2 separate regions of the Homo sapiens genome follow, and region 2 is linked to region 1. Evidence: read pairs that join two places in POLR2A ChIA-PET (ENCODE). Cell type or tissue: PC-3. All regions are shown on one strand. Each heading gives the region's core, and the rest is flanking DNA. Links, peaks and the distances in the headings are about the cores only.

Region 1 (4,413 bases), core at 414-4,413:
ATAGGGTTTTACAACCATACCTATGTACTTCAAAGACTCACAATTTCAGAAATTCACATAGTTCAAGGATCATTTTCCTAATAATCAGGTCAAAACAGCTGCCAAAATAATATGGCTTGTAATAGTTACTGTTTCTCTTTAAAGCAAATCACTTAAGTGGAAATGTATATCTTCACATATTCTCATTTTGAATGAATATTTGTATAAAACTGTCATATTTTTAAATACATATCTACAGATCTATTTCAATCAATGCAGATATGCAAACAAATGTCAGGAAGATCTAAAGATCATAACTTTAGAAAGTCTGCTGCCATAATATCAAGAAGGCTAAACTCTCAAATTTCACTTCTTTTCATTCTGAAGAACAGCCTGAGTATGGAATTTTATCCTTAATTTATTTCACATTGCAATATAACACTACATTTCCTATTTTATCTTTGTGGTTACAGATACATAACCACTAATTCATCATTCAAAAAAGGCCAATCTATATTAATCCTGGCGGATGCTTTTCAAAATTTGGATGAAATAGATTGGGAAAAAGAAGATTAATATATTCAGAAGAAAATAAAACCTTCTTATGAGGCAGGATTCGATGTCAATTCTTGCAGCATCTTTTTCTACATGATTAATAGCTTTGCAAATAAGTAACAAAAAGAATTTACTATACCTGATTTTTTACACTGGCATATCTTTTCAGGTGTTTTATAAATTCTGGCCGAGAAGTGTTTCGGGCAATTATAAGAGCCATACTTCCATTATTTAATCTGAAATTAAATATTTCTATTAGACATCAAGAAATTTACTAAGAGATTATACCAAAAATTATGACATACTGTTCCTTATAACAAGTATACTGTTTACTGAAAGTATTGGACAAGATAGATAAATCACCATGTTACGTTTACCTAAAATTCATAAACCGTATCTTGCTATTTTTTAAATGATGCAGGCTTTCAAATGAGTTTTATTAAATCACTGGCTTCCTTCTCAATAAGCTCTTACATTAGAGCATTTTACAAAGCAAACCATCAAGCGTCCTACTCACATATCAAGACATAATTTAAAATACAATGTAATTAGAAATTCTAAATGTGAAACTATGTTGTTAAAAGATGTATTATAGAAGAGTTAATATGCACAAGTTGTGTAACAAATAGCTCAACATTTTCTAAAATCTAAAGTGTGATTTAAATATTTATTTATAGACAGAAGGTCTAAGTGACATAGGAAATGAAATAAATCAAAGTGGCCTTTGGATGGATGAAATGGAGTGAACAAATGCTGCCACACATGTTCAGTTAAATGACTGAACATTTTAATCTTGCATAACTGTTCCATCCAATATAAGAGAGTGAAAATTCAGAGGTGTGATTTAGTGCCAAAACAGCCACTCACAAATGCATCAAGCTATAGAATGCAGTTTGCAGAAATACATACAAATGACTTCTAGCTTGATTTCAGTGCAAACATGAAGTTAATTTAAGAATAACAACAAAATAAAAAAAGAGCTCTTAGTATCTTATGAAAGCTCAAGTCAGAGCTGTAAGGGACCTTAGAGATTATCTCATCATTCGCTCATTTCATGTAGAGGGAAAAGACAACTCCAAGTTTAAGTGATTTGTTCAAAGGCACACAGAGAAAAAATGGTCATCAGCACCAATACTCCAGGTGCTCAGTATGCTTTCCATCATGCTTCTTCTTCCCAATTAAAAATAAACAGCACCAAAACGTTCATGGTAGTGTTACTGTGCATCTTTAATTGCATAATTTATAAACATTAAAAGCACTATCCTATGCCTGCTTTGCAATATTTACTTGAAATAGAAACACAACTTACATGGCTGGCACTGCTTTAAATGTCTCACATATATGAACACATTTAATCTTAGAATACTTAGAATATAAGAATATTAGTTCCTACTGGCAATTTGCACTGAGATATTCTAACATAAATTATTATTTATCATGGTGGGGGAAAAAGAAGAAAGTGAAATCTCCTGTTCAATCATCCTGAATCATCAGAAGCTACATCTCTGAAAAATCTCCGGTCAAATGAGTCTTGATCAAAAGGTCTTTGCAAAGATGGCATGTTGTGATTATAAACCACAGAAGAAATCTCTAATTAGTCATCCTTCTCTGAAAAATTCATTAATACTGATTAAGCCTGCAGAGTCAACAGTGGAATTCTAGTCAAGCAGAACATTTATGGAGTGGCTTTGAAGGAGCTATGAATCGATTGTTCCCAGAAGAGCAGGTCTACCCTCCCAAGAAGGTCCTTAAACAAACAGGGTTAGATAAACATTGTCTCAAGTCCTGCCAAACATAGCTCCTTGGTCAGCTAGCCACGTCTTCAAGTTTAGTCAGGGAAACTACATTATGAAAGCACACAGCTATCTAGGATTTCTGAAGGTGTCGGGGAAAACCACCAGGCTCAATTTCTAAATCACACAAGGTTCAAAATACTCCTTTGAAGTTTTAGCACTAGATGTAATTAATGAGGACCTTGCCATCTGGGTTTTCAATATCGAAGTTTGCAGTTTCTCTTTTTTCTTCTCTAACTTTGAATATTTCCCCGTTTATTGCCTATATTTCACAACACTCACGATCCTTTCTCCTACACTCTACAGGATTGGATTCAGGAAAGAAATATTTTCAGCCCCATAATGGACAGCTGATTAAGAAGAATGTGCAAGAGAAGGAATGTCTATATCCCATGGATAAAAAGATATATATAAGATGTCTCATATTTTATTCAATTGAAAATGTGGGCAGGAGATTGATATGCACTACTATTCACATTAAATAGAACTGAAATGTTTCTTTTGACTAAAAGTATCTGATATGGTTTGGCTTTGTGTTCCCACTCAAATCTCATCTTGTAGCTCTCATAATTCCCATGTGTTGTGGGAGAGACCTGGTGGGAGATAACTGAATCATGGGGGTGGGTCTTTCCTGTGCTGCTCTCATGGTAATGAATAAGTCTCATGAGATCTAATGGTTTTAAAAATAGGAGTTTCCCTGCACAAGCTCTCTTGTCTGCCGCCATGTGAGATGTGACTTTCATCTTCCACCATGATTGTGGAGCCTCCCCAGCAACGTGGAACTGTAAGTCCATTAAACCTCTTTCTTTTGTAAATTACCCAGTCTCGGGTATGTCTTTATCAGCAGCATGAAAACAGACTAATACAGTATCAAATATACATATGTGTGATTTTCATGCTAAGGATATTTATGTTTGCATTAAAGTTGGAAAGCAAAGACATTCACAAGAAATATCAGTATTTAATATAATGTTCTCCACAACTAAATGAATAAATCAAGTAAAGTAGGCATAAAATTCTATCAATAAAACTTAGGAAATATTATTTTAGCCTCAGTGACGTTAAATAGTCAATGATTATCTGATAATTATTCCAGTTCAACAGTTGTTCTCAACCTACTGTGATGACAAATCCCTTAGAATCTCTAATATACAAAGATAAACTACCTGTTAAGTTTCTAGCTAACCAACAGTTAATTGGATACCCTGGAAAAAAAATGGTCTATAAGAAATGTATCAACAATTCAATAAAAATGCTTACTAACCTGGTATTAGGTGCCAAGCCTCTAGGTGCCACTGAACACAGGCAAGGAATTGCCATAATGCTGACATTCAAGAACTGACCCTGGATCATTTGCCATTGATCATTACAGTCTAAAGGTAATGAAAGTGATTGGTTATTTTCCCTCACCAGAACAAAATGTCAACAGAACCTGGCACAGTTCTCAAGGAGATACTTTTCGACTCACCAGATTTGGGAGATCCCTGTGCCCTCCTAAAAGAAAGAAAACAAAACAAAGACATAAAACAGATAACGCGCGCACAGACACACAGACACACACAAATCTATTAAATATGAGAAAATTAGAGAACTCATCATTATATATGTTAAATACTTTCTTCAATTAGATAGTAAGTAAAAACGTACAATTTTGTTGCTGCCAACATAATGTGTTGATTCATTTAAAGGTAAACTAGTATTATAAGGAATAATAATGTACTATTTCTTTAAAGACTATAACCCTTCTTTAATATGGCTTTAATATTTGTATTACACACTAGACCAAAATTATCACGAGGGACAAAACTGTGTGTTTTGTTCATTTTTTGGTGCATTGTTGTATTCAAAGTGCCTGGCATATAGTAGGCACTCAAAAGAAAAGGGAAAGGGAAAAGGAAAGAAAGGGAAAAAAACAAAGGAAAGGAAAGAAAGGGGAAGGGAAGGGAAAAAGAGAACGGAAGGAGGGAGGGAGAGACAGGGGGAAGGAAGGGAGGAAAGAAGGAAGGAAAAAGAGAAAAAGGCTGAGTGAGTAGTTGTTTGCTTACTAGGACCTGTAAGAGTCTGTGATTCTATATTCTTTACTACT
Region 2 (4,413 bases), core at 311-4,310, 900 kb before region 1:
CAAAAATATGAAAAGATATTCCATGTTCATGGATTGGAAGAATCAACATTATCGAAATCTCCACACTAACCAAAGCAATCTACAGATTCAATGCAATCCCTATCGAAACAACATTCTTCACAGAAATTGAAAAGATAATTATAAAATTTACACGGAACCATAAAAAAACTCACAATTGCTACCCAAAGCTATCCTGAACAAAAGGAACAAAACTGGAGGAATCATAATACCTGACTTCAAATTATATTATAGAAGTAACATAACCAGAACAGCATGTTACTGGCATAAAAACAGACACATAGACCAGTGGAATACAATAAAGAACCCAGAAACAACTCTATACACCTAAAATGAACTCATTTTCAACAAAGGTACTGAGATCATACACTGGGGGGGAAAATTGTCTCTTCAATAAAGAGTGCTGGAAAAACTAGACATCCATATAGAGAAGAATGAAATTAGACCACTATCTCTCACCATATAAAAAAAACAAATCAAAATGGAATAAAGACTTAAGTCTAAGACCTCAAACTATAAAACTACTAAAAGAAAACATTAGAGAAATTCTCCAGTACATTAGTCTGGGCAAAAACTTCATGAGTAATACCTCAAAAGCACAAGCAACCCATGTAGAAATGGACAAATGAGATCTCATCAAGTTAAAAATCTTCTGCATTGCAAAGGAAACGATCAATAAAGTGAAGAGACAACCCACAGAATAGGAGAAACTGTCTGCAAACTATTCATCTGGCAAGTGATGAATAACCAGAATATAGAAGGAGCTCAAACAATTCTACAGGAAAAAGTCTAATAATCTGATTAAAATGGATGAAAGACCTGAATAGACATTTCTCAAAAGAAGACATACAAATGGCAAACAAGCATAGAAACACATGCTTAACATCATTGATCATCAAAGAAATGTAAACCAAAACTAAAATGAGGTATCATCTCACCTCAGTCAAAAATGGCTTTCACCCAAAAGTCAAGCAATAGCAAATGCTGATGAGCATATGGAGAAAAGGATGCCCTTGTGCACTGTTGGTGAGAATATATAATAGTACAACCACTCTGAAGAACAGTTTGGAGGTTTCTCAAAAAACTAATAATAGAGCTACCATATGATCCAGCAATCCCACTGCTGGGTATATACCCAAAATAAAGGAAATCAGTATATCAAAAAGATATGCACACTCTCATGTTGGCTGCAGCACTGTTCAATAGCCAATATTTTCAAGCAACTTAATTGTTCACTGACAGATGAATGGATGAAGAAAATGTGATATATATTCACACAGTGGGGTACTATTTAGTCATAAAAAGGAATGACATCCTATCATTTGCAAAAACATGGATGTAACTACTGGTCATTAGGTTAAGTGAAATAAGCCAGGCACAGAAAGACAAACTTCACATGTTCTCACTTACATGAATTTTTACACTAAAAATTAAAAAGAATGAATTTTTATATATAGAGAGTAGATGATTGGTTACCAGAGGCTGCAGAGGGTAGTGGAGGGAGTAGGGGGAAGTGAGGATGGTTAATGTTTGTAAATAAATAAGACCTAGTATTTGACAGTGCAACAGGGTGACTATAATCAATAATACTTTAATTATATATTTTAAAATAACTAAAATAGTATAACTGAATAGTTTGTAACACAAAGAATAAATGCTTGAGGGGATGGATACCTCATTTTACATGATGTTATTGTTACACATTGCCTGCCTGTATCAATATATGTCATGTACCCCATAAATATATATGCTTACTATGTATCTACAAAAATTAAAAATTAAAAAAATTGTCCATCAAATAGAAAACAGGTAAAAAAAAATGTGATATATTTGTATGATAACGTAGTCATCTTGCAGAAGCAGGATGGACTTCCCCACCCAAACTTTGGATCAAATTTCTAGACCCATATTGCCACACACACTAAGAGGTTATGAAAGGTTTATTACTCACATAATGAGATTTTCTGGGGAAAGCAAGGAAGTTTCCCAAGCTGGTTAAAATGTAGCTTAAGAGTCTAGGGAAAGAAGACTGGAGTTTCTATGGTGGTAAACTCCTAGCCACATGAGATAACCTTTAACCCACGTGGGGAGTGAGTGTTCCTATGTACACACTAAGGCTAGGATTTTTGTGCCAAAGAAGTAAGCACCTGGCTTTTTTATCAGCTTGCCAAGATGTGGGGCAGAAGGGTAAGAAAGAGTGGTGGGGCCTGAAAATTGTCAGCAGTGAAACATCAAAAATGAGTCAGGCTCTTTACTATAAATGAAATGTTTAAAAATTATGGAATGTATACATATATTAACATGAATAAACCTCAAAAACAAAGGTAAGAACTAAAAGTTGTTTGAGGAATAATACACACATCGATAAATTTAGTGTTTCCAGCAAAATATACATTTCAAACATAAAAAATTATATGATGTATTATTTATAAAGACATACATTTATAGTAAAAATGAAAACATGAGTAGGAATGACAAACATAGGAAAAAGAGAAAAGAATGCAATTGGGGTGGCTACAAATGGAGCTTGAAATACATCGGTAATGACTTATTTAAATAATATGACGTTGACATGTTGCAATTATTAGAATTTGATAAATCTGGGTAGTGGGTACAGAGGCATTTATTATGTTATTCTTCTCTGGGTGTTTGGAATATTTTTCTTAAAAAGGTGAGAAAGAAATACTTTGAAGACTATTACAATCAGAATGGTACAGGGTCAATCTTGTTTCCATGCCCAAGTGGCACTACAAAAGGGAGTCTGATCCATTTATCATTGCTGCTAAGTGCTTCATGGTCTTGCCACAAAACCTAGCCCTGCTAGTGAACTGCTGTAGTGATATCTTGATAGTGCAGCTACCTGCACAGGCCTCTCCCATCAGGAACAAACTCTTCTCCTTACACCCATGCTCTGTTTTCTAGATTTGCAAATTTTAGCTTGCTTTTCTTTTCATTTCTATACACAGTCTCTCTCATGAATACCAGCTGGCTTCAGGAGCATTACATTTTAGGGTATTTTGTAGTCCCCGACTTATGGACTTTAAAACCAGCATCCTTCTTTTATTTTTAAAAATCAACCTGGGACAATTTTTTTCAGCTGTATTAAGGTTTAACTGACAAATTTTAAAGTTGCATATGTTTATATTATATAACGTAATGTTTCAGTATATGTATACGTTATTCAATGATTAAATCAATCTAATTAACATATCCATCACCTCTCATACTCATTATTTTTGTATGGTAAGAGCATTTAAGATCTACTTTCTTAGCAGTTTTTGAGTATATCTTACATTATTATTAACTATAGTAACCATGCTGTGCAACGGATTCCCAGAGCTGATTCCTCCTATCTAACTGAAACTTTGTACCATTTGACCAACATCTCTCTATTTCCCTTTTCCCCCTCAAAACACTTAGGCTTTAATGATACTCCCCTTCCGTCTTTCTTAAAGTGACCTTCAATAAATCTGTGAGGTCTCCCATCAACCTGAAAGAAGGTATTTTCAATGGATCTAAGGTAATTTGCTTTCTTAGGGAAAGTCCCCAATAAATTGCAAGATGTCTAGACTCACTGCTCTCAAAAAGGACATGACAGCTACTTGCGTTTATTGTAAGGTACCTCTGTTGCTGGAGAAAATTAAGCCACATATTTAATATTAGCAAGGTGTTAGAAGAAGCATTTTATCTATTAGGAAAAGAAAATGCCATCTTTATTTTTGGACAAAATGTATTTTACTTAACCTATGTTTTTCATTAGCCTCTCAGGTACTCGTATCAAAAGTACATGTGTTTATGGAAATTGGTACTACTTTGGTTGAAATATTTCTTAATCCTTTTTCTCTGGCGAAACTGTGGGTTCTGCCTGGTTTGACCAGAAATGAAAATATGTTTAATCCAAAGTTGTTGGAAATTCTAGACTCAAGATTGTGCAGTACAAAGATCTGAGCAGAAAGCCCAAGTGTATAGTAATATGATCATATATTCCAAATTGAGATACAAAAAAAGAAAAATCTAGGATAAAAATCCAAGAAGAAGAAAGGGGCAGGATGCCAAGACTGGAAACAGGAGCTGTAGAGACAACCAGAAGAAGGATTTTGGAACGATCCAGAACTCCATCAGCTGCTTGGAGTTTAAATCCTCAACATTTGCAAAGCAACGGATAGCTGGCTTCATCCATCACATTCAGGCTGAAACTGGTAGGTTATCACTGTGATTGTTCACTGGGAAATAAAAACAGAGATTGTTCACTGGGAATAAAACAGGAAATAAAACAGGGAAATGAAATGTGAAGATCAAGATATATCAGCTCCCAAATGTGGGTTTTCCACCTGTTTCCCAGTAACTGTGGGCAGATACTTGTGAATATTCAGAAAACCACTCAGAAAGCCTGGA

The links. ChIA-PET counts read pairs that join two places held together with the same protein. Peaks named below come from ENCODE experiments on the same cell type or tissue, not always from the same donor. Only the 100,000 strongest peaks of a DNase experiment are listed, where the experiment ranks them.
Region 2: POLR2A ChIA-PET joins it to region 1 with 5 read pairs; 1 of 35 experiments calls an interaction of 5 or more read pairs at or near these places.

Annotation. Positions count from the first base shown.
Region 1 is chr2:181,544,027-181,548,439 of GRCh38, forward strand. CERKL (CERK like autophagy regulator) reads right to left here. Exons shown (of 13, transcript NM_201548.5): 9 at 3,796-3,821; 10 at 3,592-3,700; 11 at 674-770. Among named protein-coding and RNA genes, the nearest start is that of ITGA4, 89 kb to the left of the region's middle. In PC-3, for the core only: no CTCF peak of the experiment used is centred there; a DNase peak (open chromatin) is centred at 2,225; H3K4me3 peaks cover 860 bases; H3K27ac peaks cover 1,650 bases.
Region 2 is chr2:180,642,886-180,647,298 of GRCh38, forward strand. No RefSeq gene overlaps it. Among named protein-coding and RNA genes, the nearest start is that of SCHLAP1, 47 kb to the right of the region's middle. In PC-3, for the core only: no CTCF peak of the experiment used is centred there; a DNase peak (open chromatin) is centred at 2,066; H3K27ac peaks cover 1,375 bases.